Regions from separate parts of the Mus musculus genome. Here all the other regions are linked to region 1. Evidence: chromatin loops called from intact Hi-C (ENCODE). Cell type or tissue: left cerebral cortex. All regions are shown on one strand. Links, peaks and the distances in the headings refer to the core of each region. The heading gives the core; the rest is flanking DNA.

The links. Hi-C counts contacts between places; a loop is a spot of excess contacts. Peaks named below come from ENCODE experiments on the same cell type or tissue, not always from the same donor. Only the 100,000 strongest peaks of a DNase experiment are listed, where the experiment ranks them.
Region 2: a loop joins it to region 1, with 2.3 times the contacts of the local background. A loop is called at or near these places in 2 of 42 quality-filtered maps.
Region 3: a loop joins it to region 1, with 4 times the contacts of the local background. A loop is called at or near these places in 4 of 42 quality-filtered maps.

What each region holds. Positions count from the first base shown.
Region 1 is chr2:119,795,012-119,800,988 of GRCm38, forward strand. It overlaps Tyro3 (TYRO3 protein tyrosine kinase 3), which reads left to right and starts at 4,503. Exons shown (of 19, transcript NM_019392.2): 1 at 4,503-4,872. The coding sequence starts at 4,779. In left cerebral cortex, for the core only: a CTCF peak has its summit at 3,325; DNase peaks (open chromatin) are centred at 2,462, 3,342, 4,366, 4,751 and 1 more place; H3K4me3 peaks cover 1,583 bases; H3K27ac peaks cover 2,755 bases.
Region 2 is chr2:119,914,643-119,920,619 of GRCm38, forward strand. It overlaps Mga (MAX gene associated), which reads left to right. Exons shown (of 24, transcript NM_013720.2): 3 at 1,789-2,731; 4 at 4,984-5,062; 5 at 5,170-5,265. Among named protein-coding and RNA genes, the nearest start is that of Mga, 20 kb to the left of the region's middle. In left cerebral cortex, for the core only: a CTCF peak has its summit at 3,258 (motif pointing left); no DNase peak of the experiment used is centred there.
Region 3 is chr2:119,738,054-119,744,030 of GRCm38, forward strand. Itpka (inositol 1,4,5-trisphosphate 3-kinase A) reads left to right here and starts at 4,284. Exons shown (of 7, transcript NM_146125.2): 1 at 4,284-4,808. The coding sequence starts at 4,326. Gm25857 (a small nucleolar RNA gene) reads right to left here and starts at 2,903; the gene lies at 2,775-2,903. In left cerebral cortex, for the core only: no CTCF peak of the experiment used is centred there; DNase peaks (open chromatin) are centred at 3,421, 3,601, 4,063, 4,822 and 1 more place; H3K4me3 peaks cover 2,202 bases; H3K27ac peaks cover 2,058 bases.

The DNA.
Region 1 (5,977 bases), core at 577-5,576:
GAAAAAAACAACCAATTGATTCCACAACATTTTCTTCTTCTTCTTCTTCTTCTTCTTCTTCTTCTTCTTCTTCTTCTTCTTCTTCTTCTTCTTCTTCTTCTTCTTCCTTCTTCTTCTTCTTCTTCTTCTTCTTCCTTCTTCTTCTTCTTCTTCTTCTTCTTCTTCTTCTTCTTCTTCTTCTTCTTCTTCTTCTTCTTCTTCTTCTTCTTCTTCTTCTTCTTTCTTGTTTCTCTGTATAGCCCCGGCTGTCCTGGAACTCACTCTGTAGACCAGGCTGGCTTCAAATTCAGAAATCCACCTGCTTCAGCCTCCCGAGTGCTGGGATTAAAGGCGTGGGCCACCACCGCCGGGTGAACATATTCTTCTGATGTCCACATACAGGCTGTGTCACATGAGCCCCTCCACAAGAACCGCTCCCTGCCATGCTACACAAGTACACATTAATTTTTTTAAAAAGAAGACAAATACGACACACATATACATTCTAACATACAATTCTTCCCCTCAAGGGTTCTCCTCCCCGGTTGAACTTGTTTTCAAAACATTTATTTATATTCTTTTTATATGTGAGTGTTTTCCTGCTTGTATGAGCATCACATGCATGCTTGGTGCCTGTACTGGTTAGTTTTGTGTCAACTTGGCACAGCTGGAGTTATCACAGAGAAAGGAGCTTCAGTTGAGGAAATGCCTCCATGAGATACAACTGTAAGGCATTTTCTCAATTAGTGATCAAGGGGGAAAGGCCCCTTGTAGGTGGGACCATCTCTGGGCTGGTAGTCTTGGTTCTATAAGAGAGCAGGCTGAGCAAGCCAGGGGAGGCAAGCCAGTAAAGAACATCCCTCCATGGCCTCTGCATTAGCTCCTGCTTTCAGACCTGCTTGAGTTCCAGTCCTGACTTCCTTGGTGATGAACAGCAGCATGGAAGTGTAAGCCAAATAAACCCTTTCTTCCCCAACTTGCTTCTTGGTCATGATGTTTGTGCAGGAATAGAAACCCTGACTAAGACAGTGCCCAAGGAGGCAAGAAGAAGCTGTTGGGTCCACAGCAGACTATGAGTTGCCTGTGGATGCTGGGAACCTGGGCCTCTGCAAGTACTCCTTTTAAAAAAATTTTTTATTATTTATTTTTATTCTATGTACATTGGCTGCATGTGTGTCTGTGGGAGGGTGCCAGATCCCCTGGAACAGATGTTACAGACAGTTGTGAGCCACTATGTGGTTGCTGGGATTTGAACTCAGGACCTCCAGAAGGGCAGTCAGTGCTCTTAACCACTGAGCCATCTTTCCAGCCCACAAGTGTTCTTAACACTGAGTCATCTCTCTTTTTTTCCACGTTTGGACCTAACCCCTTTCAGAAAGCCCAAATATGTACCCTCTCTCTTTTTATTTCTAAATCTGTTCTGGGGAGAAGTCTGATTATTTGAGGCTTCCCCCAAGGTTGTTAGGGAACGTCTAGTCGCCTTTGGGAATATACCTTTCTGCTTCATTTTCTGTGGGGCAAGGAGTGGCATGATCTCCTGCTTAGCATTTGGTAGGCATAGCAACAGTTTCTAGCACACTTGAAGTTCAACTATAGGCATTATTTTCCCTATGAAGCCCCCAAAGCAACAACATTTGCCTATAAGAAGATAAGGACCATAGTCTATGATCTTCCTCACCCCTTGAGTGGGACCTGCCAACCCTCATGAGCCAGTGGTTTGGGGAAGAACGGGTACTTGGGTCAGGGTGTCGTGCCCCATAGCTCACCTTGCTTCCTCTTCCTTGTGGGGAGAGCGGCCTCAAATCTAAAGAAGCTGAAATAGCTGTTTCTTGGGATGCTGGAAATGGCATCAGGTGTCCTGCTTCTGTGAGCAGTCATGTGTGTAAGGGTGTTGTCTGCACATATGTGTGTCATGTCATGTGTGTGCCTGGTGCCTGACGAGGTCAGATGTGGATGTTAGATCCCCTGAAACTAGAGTTATAGATTGTTGTGAACTATCACGTGGGATCTGGAAATCAAAGGAGGGAGTCTACTGCAAGAGCAACAGTGCACCTAACCATTGAGCCATTTCTCTAGTCCCAATTTTTACCATTTAACAGAGTAAGGAGATGCTATGGTCTAACTTTGACCTGTCCACAATATGAGTCTGCCACTAGCCCCTCCTTTCACAGCATGTCTTTAGCCATACAATAGCATGTTCCTCCCCTGAGATAGATAGAGCTGGCTCTGGTTCCGTCTGGAGGACAGGAACTCCAGGGACAGCTGCTTCTCTGTTAGGTCAGCTAACATTTCCTGCTGATCTGATTACCTTCCCTCCAAGCAATGCATTTACAGAAGGAAGGGAACTTTTGCAGGCATGCATTTGCACAGGCAGCCATCCTCCTCCAGTCACACACACACACAGACATACACACAAGAACACACTTTCTTCCCATCCACCCACAGAGCGTCAGTCACATTTAGAATTTGCACAAATGCACACCCTCCCTCATACATCACAATGCACACCCTCTCACCCACCTACACATCTCTTCCACAAAAATCACACCTGCTCACATACCCTAGAAGCACATTCCTATGCTATGCCGAGAGAGGAGAGAGGAGAGAGGAGAGAGAGAGAGAGAGAGAGAGAGAGAGAGAGAGAGAGAGAGAGAGAGAGGCGCTGAGTGGGTTTAAGAACTAAGAAACGAACCACTCCTGTATAGCAGATAAAAAGGCAAGGCAGATCAGCACCCCACAGGTTTCTGCCTGCCACTTTGGCCCTGTAAGTAGAAATACTGAGAGCCAGGGCGGATACTGAAATGAAATTAGGAAGATAACATGGAACCAGGATGTCCTTCGGGGAAAGTGAGGTGGGATTTCCCTTCAGGGAAAGCAGACATATTTTCTAGCAGGATGGTGATGTGTCTCAGGCTTAGTTAGAATGCGGAAAGCCACCTCCATGACTTGCCTAAGGAGCCAGTTTAACTGATAACAAAGTATAAACCCTTGGGCTAGAATTCCATATCAGCTCAGGAGTGAAGAACAGGAAGTAGAAGCTGTGTTTGGTCTCTAGATTGAACATCTTCCGGGAATACTCTGTGCCAGGTTAATTGAAATAAAGAGAAGGGTCCCCTTTACTGGAGACAGCGTAGAACAGTTCTGGCTTCCGTTCCAGACTGTCTGACACTCAAAATTCCAAAGCTCTGGAAAAGAGCAAGCTTGTGTGCTTTTCTTTTCTTTTTTCCCCCTTCAGGAAAGCGTCCTGGAGCCATCCTAGAGTTCCCAAGAAAATTGGCAGAGCGCTCAGCAGGAAGTCAGGCCCCTCCGATCCAACTGTTGACCAGACTTGCCAAGAGTCTTCCTATCCTGCCGCCTGGGGGCGCCCCCAGCTGGGTCTGCGGCTGCCGCCAGCACTGCTGTTATCATTAAGATAATTAATAAACAAGCACTGGTGGGCCAAGTGGAGGAAGAGGGAGGCTCCTGCTGCTCAGGAGAATCCCTGGAAAGATCCAGTGAGTATGGGACGTCTCACTGGCTAGTTCTTTCTCCCCATCCAGGACCCCTGGAAAGCGCCTGTTGTGGGTTGTCCTCCAGGGGCCAAGAAGAGGTGAGGACAAGAGGAGGACTTGGCAGGTGCGATTTGGAACCAGCTCTGCATCTTCCTGACAGGATGTCTGTGGGCAGGCCACCTCCAGTGATTACTGGTTGTGGAGCAGGCAATTATTCATTCTTTTAACAAGGATCTGCCTATTTATTTATGGAGTGCCTACTGTGCGCAAGGTGGTCTACTAATAATAGCAGATGTTTCACTAGCTAGTATGAAGACAATGCCAATGTTCACACTATGTCCCAGAAGTGGAGGGGTGGAAAGAGGAAGCAAGAAAGAAGAATGATACCCTCGAAAATCACGGTGATTTTGCTTTGGCCTTCGTAGGCTAGCAGTGGGGATGGACACCTAAGAATTACGAAACAGATCTTGGAAAACTCTAGATGGACGACAAACTGGAAAACACTCTGGGAAGATGGGCTGGGGAGAATGGTCTTTCGATAGGAGAATACTTGGCGATTAAAGGTAGGCTACAAAGATCGAAAAAGAAAAAAAAAACTGGGTGAAAAGCTCAAGCAAAGAGGTACAGGGATGCTAGTAGTTTCTCGGGGAGCTGTTCCAGCCGTCTTGGGGACACCTGAGGGTTGCTGTGTCTAGTAGGTGCTTTGTGTTCTGAGAGGGCTGTGTCGGAGTCTGAGGTCAGGATTTAGAACAGTGTTGGGGTGTGGCAGGAGCTTCCAAGAGGGGTTCTGAGGAGAGGATGGGGTGCCCCGCTGGAGACTGGAAAGTATTTGGGGAAGGAGGGGCGTGGCCGGGTGCCTGTCCAGGGAGCGAGGCAGGTCCTCCGCAGCGGCAGCGGAGTGGCCAGGGCGCGGGTCCCGCTGCGCCTTCTGGAGGTGGGCGGGAGGTCGGGCGGTAAGGGCTGAGGTTAGCGCTCGGCTCTCGCCACCGGGGCTGCGCGGGGGAGGGGGAGGGCGGCACGAGCTCCGCGGAGGGCGGGCGGGCGGGCCGGGAGGAGGCGGCGGCTCGCAGAAGAACATGAATCAGCGGCGGCGGCGGCGGCGGCTGTGGAAGGAGCGCGGTGGCCCAGCCGCAGCCCCGGGGACTCCTCGCTGCTGACGGCGGTGGCCGCGGCTCTAGGCGGCCGCGGGTCCGGGACGCCCGGGCCGAGCGCCGCCCCCCGCCCCTCCCGCGGGCCTCCCGCCCCTCCTCCGCCACCCTCCTCTCTGCGCTCGCGGGCCGGGCCCGGCATGGTGCGGCGTCGCCGCCGATGGCGCTGAGGCGGAGCATGGGGTGGCCGGGGCTCCGGCCGCTGCTGCTGGCGGGACTGGCTTCTCTGCTGCTCCCCGGGTCTGCGGCCGCAGGTAGGGGTGGCCCGGGAGGCGGCGGGAAGCGGGGGGCTGCTGAGCCGCACGACTGAGGGGCGCAGCCCGGGGACGGCAGCGGGCGAGACCCGGGCCTGGGCCGGCCAGAGGTTGGGGTCGGTGGCCGGGGCTGGAAGGCCGAGACTAGGACGCAGCGGGTGTTGGCTGCCAGACCTCCGGCCGCGGCCCCCGCCCCCAACTTTCTCGCGCCCGGGGCTGGCTGGGTGCAAAGGAAGGGAGTGGGGGGTGTGGGCAGTCGGGGGTGCTTAGGACTGTATTTTCCCGCCTCTATGTTCCTAGTAGTCTGCTCCCTTTTCCCCAGTCCTAAGGACCCATTCTGCCTTCCGCACACCCCCGAGGTCCCACTTTGAAACTACAGGATCTGGGTTTGAGCACCCAGGGTTGTGAAGGTGCTGGATTCTAAAATACCTCTGCCCGTACTCTAGTTCCTGTGGCCCTTGGCGCTCCCGGAAACCCGAATGTTGAGTAGCTTGGGTTGGGTGAAGGTTACTGCTTCTTGTGAAGATTAGCTTTACGTTGCCACACAGCCACAGAGGCATTTCCCCGAGGCAGGAGGGCAGCACCTTTGCCTTCAAGTTCACACGCACACATCAGGGTGCAGAGGGGTGTGAAGCTATGTCTCCTTGTCCTGTGAGGGTGAGTGGGAAGGGTAGAGAGACAGGCGCCCCCCCCCTCCCCCGGCAGCAGCCATCCAACAAGCATTTCTTAAAAACTGAGTTCTTTGCCACATTAGCCTTGAAAGGAAAGGAAGCTAAAGAGTGGAAAGTATATGCAGGCTCCGAGGTGCGTATCAGATGCTCAGAGAGCCCAGGAATTTACCTAGGGTTACACAGTAAGGAGCAGAAAGAACAGGTCTGGATTTCCTTTATGCAGATTCTTCACCTGCCCATCTGTTTAATACATGCCAGGAGGGTGTGTGTGTGTGGGCGTGTGTTTGTGTGTGTCTACCCTTGCCTGAAGAGGGTAAGATTTTAATAAGTGGGCCCTGTTGATGCCACAGTAGCTCCGGGGTCTTGGGGCTTCTGCTTAGGGCCCCACCCCTCCCTTCTGCCTCCCGTCTTCCTAGCACCCGCCCCAGCACACA
Region 2 (5,977 bases), core at 513-5,512, 120 kb after region 1:
TTATTGTTCACATAGTTGTGCATATTTAATATATTTGGATTTTATAAAAACAATGTATATTAAGTTAGCAAGTTTTGAAAAAACTAGTGTTTCATTGAGATATATTAGAGTTGGAATTGTATTCTTTTTGAGACAGTAAAGTGGATTTGTGTGGCTTAGTATATGAAACTTAATGTAGATTATTGTTTAAAGTGAGCCTAAAAAGGCACAGGATAGATGATATAGTATGTAGAAAAGCGGCACAGGAAATTTGTACTTTTTTTTTCTTTTTTTTTAGTTTCACAAACCTTTTTTGAATTGTTTTATTTTCACATTTTATTTGGTTGGTTGTTGATGTGTGTGTGTGTGTGTTTGTAGGTCAGAGGACTAATGGGAGTTATTTTTTCTGATCCCAAGGATCAGATCCATTCAAGCTATCAGATTTTAACCTCAGGTACCTTTACCACTGAGCCAACTCAAAGGCCTGATCTTAAATTTCTTGTCTTTGTCTTCACTCTGTATGTGCTGAGATGACCTGTATGTACCATTGTGTTTGATTTATGTGGTACTGAGGATTGACCTAGGGCTCTCTACATGCTGGGCAAGTACTTTATAGACTAAGGAGCATCCCCAAATGTAACCTAGCCTTCTATTTTGGAAATTTGTGGCGAAATCTTTTTTTTCCTCTCTCTCAGAGTCTCACTCTGTAGCCCAGGCTGGCATGGAGCTTGTTATGAAGACCTGGCAGGCCTCACCTCAGGTCCACCTGCCTTTGAGTGCTGGGGTAAAAGACATGTGCCATCACCTCCCTCACTAATGCCATAGCTGCTGTAGCAAATTCTTCGCACTGAAAACATGGTTTTTTTTTTTTGGGGGGGGGCACGGCTAAGAAGGGTGCTGGAATTGAACCTAAGACCTTACACTTATTGGGCAGGCATTCTACTGAGCCACACACTTATTCCTTGAAAGTGAGTTTTTTAATTTGAAAAATTGAAAATGTTTTGGTAGTAACATGAGTACGCTGAGAAGGCTACTCTAATGAATTGGTTAAGATGTTAAGTTTTGTATTAGGTATTTTATCTGAAATACAGAAAAGAACTAGCAGTTTGAAAGCATATTAATTTATTGTAATTCCTAGTTATGATAGACTGCTTGTTTTGGTTTGGTTTCTAGAGACAGGGTTTTTTCTTTGTAGCCCTGGCTGACCTAGAACTCTGCATATAGATCAGGCTGCCCTTGAACTCAGAGATCTATTTCTTTGGGCTGTGATTAAAGGCATACACCACACTGCTCAGCTGTAATAGACACTTTTTTTCCCTCTTATTAGCATTTGATGATGCATAAGTTTTAAGACTTTGATTTTTTTTGGTTGGTTATAGCTGACTTTTAGTTTGGAGTTCTTTATATGTGATCAATATCTAAAGACAAACACATTTTATAAGGCACTCTGCATTTTGATTTAATGATAAGGGTAAACTATTCTTTTCCTGCATTTTATTTATACAAGTGGGGTTAGTTTATGTAGTGTTAGAGATTGAATTTAGGACTTTTGTGTTCTAGGCAAGCAGTATATCAGTTGAGCTACATGCCCAGCCCTGAAACTTGGCTCTTGAATTGTATTTTTTTGTGTGTGAAACATTGATAAACATGTGATGTTGATAATTTACTTTTGAGCACTTTGTTAAGCTATAATTTTTAAGTAATGACTCATGAAATCTGATGGATATATTGATTTTAAGAACTGTTTTTCCTTCTCTGAGTCTTGTTGATAGATAGTTCTGTACTTTTTATTGTTTTCTACCTTTCTAGTCGTATTGTGAACAGTTTTGAAGATGATTCCCAGATTTCCTCACCATCAAACCCGAATGGAAACTTTAATGTCGTCATTAAAGAAGAGCCTCTAGATGATTATGATTATGAACTTGGTGAATGCCCAGAAGGGATAACAGTGAAACAAGAAGAGACAGATGAGGAAACGGATGTATACTCAAACAGCGATGACGATCCTATACTAGAGAAACAACTAAAGAGGCACAATAAAGTTGATAATTTAGAAGCTGACCATCCATCTTATAAATGGCTACCAAATAGCCCAGGTGTTGCTAAAGCTAAAATGTTTAAATTAGATGCTGGGAAAATGCCAGTAGTTTACTTGGAGCCCTGTGCTGTCACGAAAAGCACAGTGAAAATTTCTGAATTGCCTGATAATATGCTCTCCACTTCTCGAAAAGATAAATCTATGTTAGCAGAATTAGAATATTTGCCTGCGTATATTGAAAATTCTGATGGGACTGACTTTTGCTTAAGCAAGGATTCAGAAAATAGTCTCAGAAAACATTCACCAGATCTCAGAATTGTACAAAAATATACTTTACTTAAAGAGCCTAATTGGAAATACCCGGACATACTTGACAACAGTAGCACGGAAAGAATACATGACAGTTCCAAAGGATCAACTGCAGAGTCATTTTCAGGAAAAGAGGACTTAGGCAAAAAGCGAACAACAATGCTTAAAATGGCAATACCATCAAAGACTGTGACTGCTAGTCATAGTGCCTCTCCAAATACTCCTGGGAAAAGAGGAAGACCGAGAAAGTTGAGACTCTCTAAGGCAGGGCGACCACCTAAAAACACAGGGAAATCTTTAACTGCTGCCAAGAATATTCCTGTAGGCCCTGGAAGCACCTTTCCTGATGTGAAACCTGATCTAGAAGATGTGGATGGGGTGCTCTTTGTTTCCTTTGAATCAAAGGTATGGTTGTAATGATCAGCTTTCTTTTTAAGGTCTGCTAATCAGTTTTGAATTGAAAATTGGCTTAAAATTTAGGACCTACTTTTATTAATGTATCTATTTGTGAGTATGTTTGGGGCTATTGAGTGAGTGTTAAACATTTGGTTTAATTAACAGTAATCATCTCTTAAGATACTTGCTTTGAAATAGACTTTAAAGAAATGTACCTTTGTGTAGATCTCATTCTATAATTTGTTCAATGTTTATCTGATTAAAAAAGATTTATGTGTGTCTATGTATGTGAGTGCAGGTGCCAGTGGAGGCCAGAGGTGTCAGGTTGTCCTGGAGCTACTAGAGTTGAAGCTACTTGTGAACTATAAATAACATCAGTGTTAGAAAATTGAGCTTGAGGGCTGGTGAGATGGCCCCGTTGAGAGCACTGGCTGTTCTTCCAGAGGTCATGAGATCAGTTCCCAGCAACCACATGGTGACTCACAACCATTTGTAGGGATATCTGATGCCCTCTTCAGGCAGGCAGATATATTTGCAGCAGAGCACTCATACATTGAATAAATAAAATTTACAAAAAAAAGAAAGGAAAAAAAAAAAAAGAAAGAAAACTGAACTTGAAATTTTTGTTGTTGCAGTCTCCAAAGCTTAACAATACTTGAAAAGTTCACTGAATTTTTTTTCTGAGATAACTTTATCTCTCCTACACTGACTGTTAGTAATAAGTAATAGTAGAGTATTAGAGAACCACTATACTAGCATTATTTTTATTTTGAGATAAGGTCTCTTTATATAACCCTAGCTATATGTGGTCTGTAGATTAGCCTTGAACTCAGGGATCCATCTGCTGTTTCTTCTAAGAGCTGGGCTAAAGGCATATGCCACCATGCCCAGCTAAGTACTAGCCTAGCATTGTTATCCAGGGATAGTTTTTGGTTTGTGCTCCACTGATTCCACATGCATATTACTTTTCATGCAGATGTTTTTTTAAGGAATCTAACTTTTCTAAGTTGACTGTAGATGTTGGGTGTGTCTTTTTTTCTCTGCTATGAGAAAGCTTCTTTATATAAGACAAGAGTGTGCAGGTTGTGTGTAAATATAGTTTAATGTTGGTTGAGTATAAGATTCTATTCATGTTTAGGTTGTTTGTCTTTTGAGATATTCTCATTGTATGCCCAGGATGGCCTTAAACTTTGAATTCTCCTGTCTCAGCTTGCCAAGTGCTGAGATAACAGGTGTGTGCCACTGTGATCAGTTGGGCTTTTGCTTTTGTCTTGTCCTGCTGCTGGTGGTGGTGGTGGTGGTGCTGCTGCTGCTGCTGGTGGTAGTGGTGGTGGTGGTAGTGGTGTTTCTTTCTCCTTTTCCTCCCTTTCCTCTTGCTTTTCTTTTTTTCCTCCTCTTCATCTTCCCTCTCTGACCCCCCTATTCCCACCCCCACCCCTGTGTTTGTAGCAAGAATTGGGACAATAGCACTGGAGATCGAATCCAGGGTCTTGTATAATAATAATAAGGCAAGTGTTCTACCACTAGACTACCTTTCTTATTTAGACTCTGATGATTAAAGTAATTGAATGCAACTGTAGGAAATAATAAAATGTACATGTGGTGATGCACTCCTGCAAATTGTAGCACTTAGGAGGCTGAGAGGATGCATGATCAGGAAATGACTGCCACTCCCAGCTTCTTAGTGAGTTGGAGGCCAGCTTGTGAAACAGTGCCAACAAAACAAAAGACAAGAACCCCCTCAAAAGTATGAGAACAATTACTCCTATTCTGTGAATTTGGAGCAATTGCTAAAACATGGTATTTTATACTCTTACTCCTATATTATTAATTTAAAAATATTCTTTATATGAGTGGCAGATGTATGCATATCCTTGGGTGTCAGTGTGTATACCTATGTGAGTGTGTGCAGAGGCTAGAGATTGGAACTTCCTTCTTTGTTCACTCAGTCTAATTCTTTGAGACAGGGTATCTTCACTGAACTTGGAGCTCACTGATTGCTTAGGCTAACCAGTGGATTTCAGAGAGTCTCCTCCTTCATCCTAACCACCACCAGGAGTTACAGAAAAGTGATACGATACCTAGCTTTTACATGGATACTGGGGATAAACCAGCTTCTCATGATCAGACAGCATGCCCTGTAGCTACTGAGCATGCTCTCCAGCCACTCGTCATTGTCATCCTTTTTTTTTCTTTTAAAAATTGAATTTCCTTTGAAAATTTTAGAAGCAACATAACTGGGTTTTATTTTTAATGTATAGGAGGCTCTTGATATTCATGCAGTTGATGGGACAACAGAAGAACCTTCTAGTCTTCAGACCACAACCACAAATGATTCAGGTATTGTCTAACAGTATAAATTTAGATGTATTTGCTGTTGGGCCTATATAGCATGGAATATCCTCTCTGATGTACATTATTTTATTTCATCACTGTTTTGTGAGTAGGTTGCAGAACAAGAATTTCCCAGTTGGAAAAGGAATTAATAGAAGATTTGAAGTCTTTGAGGCATAAGCAGGTGATACATCCTGCTCTTCAAGAAGGTACTAGTTTCAAAATGTGGAAAAGCCCATTTGTCTTTTGTACATTTTGTCTTCCCCTTTTCTTTCCTACCTCTTTTTGCTTATTTCTCCCTTTATTTTCTCTTTCAATTAGCAGTTTTTTATTTTTTCCACTTCTAAAGTTCTTTTCAATTTTAAAAACACATCTAGGTCTTTTTTTGTTTGCTTTTCGAGACAGACAGGGTTTCGACAGCTGTAGCCCTGGTCATTCTGTACACCAGGCTGGTGGCCTCGAACTCAGAAATCTGCCTGCCTCTGCCTCCCACGCACTGGGATTAAAGGTGTGCACCACCAAATAATATATTTAAGGATACACACACTTTTCTTGGGGCTGAAGAGATGGCTTAGTAGATGAAGTTTGCTTGATGTGAAGTATATGAGTATCTTACTTTGATCCCCAGCACACATAAAAATGCTAGGTAGAGCAGTACATGCCTGCAGTCTTGGTGCTTGGAAAAACCAAATTAGGATGTTCTAGGTTCAGTGAAAGACCTCCTCACTTGTTCAATGCTCTCATGCCGACTTTAGGAGATGCCCGTTATTGTTTTTAGTGGTAACCTAGTACAGTATTACTCTATATAACGTCTAAGCTGTCTTTGCTCACCTCCCCCTTTAATCCAGTGAAATATTTTCCCAAAATGTTGTCTCTTAATTTATAAGTAATTTCATTTTAGGTTCATTGATAATAACTGGA
Region 3 (5,977 bases), core at 639-5,638, 57 kb before region 1:
AGAAACCCAGAGCTGAGAAGTGTCAGAGGTTGGAACTGTCAAGGAACACACCCTGTGTGTTTCCCCTTCCAGAAGGACTGCCCTTCACCACCCTACAATTGAAGATGGGTCCAGGTTCCCACCAGCCCTCTTTTTAGAATGTCCTGGGCAGAGCCAAACATCAGAGTGACCACTTGAGAATGTTCGAAATAGGTAAAGAAACCAAGAGACCAAGGTTCGCAGCGCTCCCCTGAGGACCCATTGCCAACAGTGAAGGAAGTCCTGTAGCATCCTATAGTCAATTTTCTGACAGCTCCTGTTCGGTTTTCTTCCATTAAAATGTGAGATAATAGTCACCTCAGGAACAGAGCCATTTGTTCTTATTTCCTTTGCAACTAGCACAATGGCTGGTTCTCTTGTTCATTGCAACTACTCAATAGATATTTGCTCAGTGAGTGAATCAAGATATTCCCACAAAACACTGGAGTCTTACTTTCAGCACATCGCTTAGAAGGACCAAGCTCCCTCGGGCATGTGTTACTAGAATGAAATTTTGTACTAGTCCCACCAGAGGAAAATGATATCCTAATCCCTCCCCTGTAACACTGAACTAGTTCCACTGAGGAGGACCTGGAGTCTCAGAGTAATGAGTCCCTCATTCAAGAGTGCATGCTGTCCTGCCCTCTCTCTCCCTCTGTCTGTCTTGCAGAACTTCAGAGGAGCTGGAGAGATGGCTCAGCAGTGAGAGTCCTCTAAGGAGGACATAGGTTTGATCATCAGCACCCACAAGGCAGCTCACAACTGTCTGGAACTCCAACCCCAGGGGAGCCGACACCCTCTTCTGACCTCTGTGAACACTGGGGATTCCCATGTGGTACACAGATAGGCAAGCAAGCTAAAGACCAATACACACAAAATAAAGGGTTTTGTTTTGTTTTGTTTTGTTTTTTAATTTAAAGAAGCTTTTAGAAACTGCACAGGACCAGATAGACGTGGGGGTAGTGAGCAGTAATTTTGCTTCAGCACCTGGAGTGGAGGCAGAGGATAGAGATAAATTGAGCACATGGGGGCGGCGGGGGGGGGGGGGACACGGACACGCACACATGCACACACACGTGCACACACATGCACACACGAACACAAATGTACAAGCACACACACTCACATGCACACATGCATGTGCACACATGCACTAATGCATACACACAGACACAGACACACATTCACATGCACAAACACACAAGCAGGTGCACACACACACACACACACACACACACACACACACACACACACACACACACACACACGCATGCACCCCTTACTTTGCTCTTTCTATTTCCAGGCCTCTCCTTCCCTATATTTTTGTCCCATGGCTGTTGACCTCCAGGAGAGACATAACCCTCACACATACTGAGTCCAGGTGGCTAAGCAACAGGGAAAGGACTCAGGCACCTTAGTATTTGAAGGTATAGGAGGACTAACCCATGAGATGCCTCAAGAAAACAGGTTGAAAGCTGGTTGTGGTGGCACATGATTGTGAGCCCAGCGCTCAGGAGGTTGAAAGTCAGCCAGGGCTGTCAAGATGGCTCAGTGGTTAAGAATGGTTAAGACTGCTCTTCCAGAGGTCCTGAGTTCAATCCCCAGCAACCACATGGTGGCTCACAACCATCTAAAATGAGATCAGATGGCCTCTCCTGGTGTGTCTGAAAACAGCTACTTTGTACTTACATAAAATAAATAAATAAATAAATCTTTAAAAGAAAAAAGAAAGTCAGCCTAGGCCACATATCTGGACTCTGTCTCAAAAACCAGATACTTTGTTTCCTATGACAGTTAGCTGGTCTGTGGCCAAAGCAGAATGACTCGGTGGCCTAGCTCAGAACAATCCCTCAAGGACCCCCCAAAACCTTGACATAGTCCTCTATGCCCCAGCTCTATGCCCCTTGTTCCCTTCCAGACCTTTTGTTTCTCAGCACACAGGAGGCCACCACCCCACACACTCCATAAACTGATTTCCTTCACATCCCTTCTACTCAAGCAACAAGAAGTGGAGGAAGCTGGGTATGTTAGCTTACATCTGAGGCCCTGGTATTGGGAGGCTGAGGCAGGAGGATTACTAGACTTGGAGGCTTACTATTTATTAGTTTATTATGACCTATCCAGGCCTTGCCTCAGTATGGAAGTTCCCTCTGTTTTCTGCCTGTCCTTATTCATCTAACAAAATCCACCTAGACAGCACATACTGTTGTTATTGTTGAGAAACGGTTTCATGTAGCCCAGGCTGGCCAGCTTATAACTATGGATGGATGGCTTGAATCCCTGATCCTTCTCCTTCTGCCTAATAGAAGGTAGCATAGACATTCTCTGTGGCCCACAGCAACATTCTTTGGTTCCTGCTAAACTTGGGTGAGGACGTGATACAAGAAAAATAATTGTTCTGGGATTTCTCTCAGCTGCTAGGCTAGACCTTCAGCCTACTAGTCCAGCATTGTCCACACACTGCCTGGCACACAGGTACCCAGTAACATGCTCCCTCCTCCCTCTTCCTATTTTCCTCTGTCAGGTCCCAGTCTACCCTCTGAGATTCCCTGCTACAAGCTGGCATAGCTCTGGGCTCAAACACTCAGACATGCACACCTCTGCCCCAGAAAACGTTTCCAGGAGTCCATGCTGTTTCTTCACTTCTCCAAGGAGGAAGCAAGTGTTCAGACTGTGGTTTCCTTTCTCTTTTGCTTTCATTCCTCCCACACACCTCCTCCTCCTCCTCCTTTTTTTTTTTTTTTTTTAATTCCAAAATCTATACAGAAGCTGAGTGGCAGCTGCAGGCACTGTGATGACCTGGGCTGTCAAAGCCTCCCCATTACTCTGGCATGCAGTTGGAGATCCCATGGCTACAAGCAGCCACCGCCCCTGGAAACACCCCCCCCCAACTTCTCCCTTTATCAGTCAGTCATCTAGAGATCTTCTCTCTTTGCGAAAGGTTCTCCTCCTCCCTCTTAACTTCTGGCTGAAGAGAGAAAAGGCAAGTCTCATACTTAACCCTGGGCTTGCCCCAGCAATCCCAGGGTTGTTGTTCTAGGTGTTCCATGACAGGACCCTCAATTCTTTTAGGGGAAGGCAGACAAGTCTGGCTTCTGCTCACAGTAGCCTTGAAGTTCAGCTGAGCACCTGCAAGCAGAGGCCAGAGACCCATTCAGAGATGACAAGAAGGATTTCCAGTGTCTGAACTTCTACATCGGTGTTCTCTTTTCAGTATGCAGCCATAACTCTAGGCCGTGTGAAGTTTTTCTTCTGTTTACAGATAGGGAGATGGATAGAAGGAGTGAGCCAAGATAGGGTGGCCCGAGACACTGGCTGTCTATTACAACACTAAAAAACACTCGCATTTTTGGAGCACCAAGACTTTTTCGTTCCTTTCATGCTGGGCATGGAATCCAGTTCTAGTCGCGTACTACGCAAGTGCTCTACCGCTGAGCTACGCACTCAACACCCATCTCTAAAATTTTACTCTCAGAGCAACCCTGCAGCTCCGCGACGAAGGAGATTCAGCAGTTCAGAGAGGCGAAAGGACTCCTTTTGAAACCACAAAGCTCCAAAGGGGCAGGAGGGGGAGGAGGAGAAGAAACAGCTAGTGGGGGGCTGGAGAGGGGCGGTGGAAATGCAGGCCACCACCGGCTGTGATACTTGGAGAGAGTCAGACTCCGCCTCTTGACCTTGTTCTCTGCCCGCTGGGAAGTGGAGAGCTTCGAGGGGTGGGGGTGGGGAGCAGTCTCAGCTCGACCCTGGCCACAGACTCTAGTTGGGCACACTCCTTGAGGTGTGGCTTCCTTGGGTGGCTGACGGCCTTGAACTCCGAATTAAGGGGCCCAGGCCAGAGAAAAGCCCCAGAGACTCAAAAGACTTTGACCAGGAAGGTTGGAACACGGAAAGGAGCCCGAGGAAGCGAGTGAAAGAATGGGCACAGCTTCTTCCTGTGCAGATTAAGACCTCTGGTTCCCATTGAAGGAATCCCTCAAAAGCCGCGGGAGGGCACTGGGCTCAGGTGCGGGGCAGGTCCCTTCTGCCACCTTGAGGGCAGGTCTAGAGATAAGGCGGGGGCCGGACCTGGGACTTCCACGTTACACTCGGGACACTGCAAGCCTCCTGCAGCAGCGAGGGCCCCCGGAGGCCCGCGCTTTCTCAGAAAGTGAAAGGAGTGGGCGGGGGGCGCGGCCGGGGCGGGGCGCGGCCGGGCGGGCGTTGCCGAGGCTCCGCCCCGGGGCAGTCCCAAGCCCGGGGCGCTGAGCGTCTACAGTCCCCGCCGCGCCGCGGGCTGGTGGGCTCGGCTGCGGCTCCGGTGCCGGGAGATGACCCTGCCCGGGCGCCCGACGGGCATGGCGCGGCCACGGGGCGCGGGGCCCTGCAGCCCCGGGCTGGAGAGGGCTCCGCGCCGGAGCGTCGGGGAGCTGCGCCTGCTCTTCGAAGCGCGCTGCGCCGCAGTCGCCGCTGCAGCAGCCGCAGGGGAGCCCCGGGCCCGCGGGGCCAAGCGGCGTGGGGGACAAGTGCCCAACGGGCTCCCGCGTGCTGCCCCTGCCCCGGTGATCCCTCAGCTCACTGTGACAAGCGAGGAGGATGTGACCCCGGCCAGCCCAGGGCCGCCAGACCAGGAGGGGAACTGGCTCCCAGCTGCGGGGTCGCACCTGCAGCAGCCACGCCGCCTCTCCACCTCGTCCCTCTCCTCCACCGGCTCCTCGTCGCTGCTCGAGGACTCGGAGGACGATCTGCTGAGCGACAGTGAGAGCAGGAGCCGCGGCAACGTGCAGCTGGAAACCAGCGAGGACGTGGGGCAGGTACGGGCCGCGGGGGCGGGGCCAGCGGGGGCTGCGCGCCGGGGACTCCGCTCTCTGCTCTGCTCTGACCGGCTTGCGTTCCCCGCCGAGAGCCCAAGCGGGGGACAGGGGGCATGGGGGCGGAGAGGGAGCCCAGGACGACCTCTCGCCTTGGTTCTTTTTCGGGGGCTAGGCAGGCGATGGTAACTGAGTGCCTGGGCGTCTAAAGGAGGTTGAGGAGTACGCGACCCACGGAGCGGGAGCCGGCGGGTCGGCTGGCGTACCTGGGTAACTGTCAGGTAGGGCTGGAGAGATCAGAGCGGGGTAGCCTTGCCCCGGGAGCCCTGAGAGAAAAAGGGGCGCGTGAGCTTTTCCCTCTCCTCCCCCTCTCGGTGCCGCGGCCCCACCCCCGCCGTTGCCACGGTTTCCCTCTCTTGAGTGGGAGTGGAGCGGAGCTCCTGGCTCTGCTCCGGAGCCGCTGCCGTCTGCTCCCCGCGCGCGCACGAGGCGTGGATGCGGGAAGGGAGGGGCGCAGGGCTAGAACCGAGCGGAACCAAGATCCACCTGCTGCGTCCCCCCTCCTCGCCCTGGCCTACTGCTCCTAAGTGTCCTGGGAAAGGTAAACTGAGGCTGACAAGAGCTTGCTAGTCTCTGTATGGCAATGTGAATGTTCCCGGGCCAATTTAACCGGCAGCTATCACCAGCCAGTGTGAGGTGAAGTCATTATTCGTGGTATGGCCCTCCTTGACTGGAGGTTGAACTCAGGGCCTCAAACACAGTAGGCAAGCACAACCACCACTGAGCTACATCCTAGCCCTCTTTTCTTGACACTAAATTGCCAAGTTACAGTGAAACACAGTCTATAGCCTATTCGGGCCTTGAACCTGCGATCCTCTTGTGTCAGTAATCTCCCTTGTTTTAACCATGGCCAGATAACTAAACTAACTGCCTGTGGACTGTGCAGCGTTGCTCTAGATGCATTTTACGCAAGCGTTCCTCGAGTGGAAAGAGAGAGAGAAAAAAACCGGGAACGCCCCGCTCTGCCCTGAAGGCCGCGTCCTGGCGACTTCGAGAGTAAGACGCGCGCCCAGGTTGCCTAGACACCTTGAGAAGAGCGCCGAGGTGTGGCCTGGGCCTTCTGGAACCTGGCATCCCTGCACACTAGGATTGGACCGAGGGAGGCAGTGTAA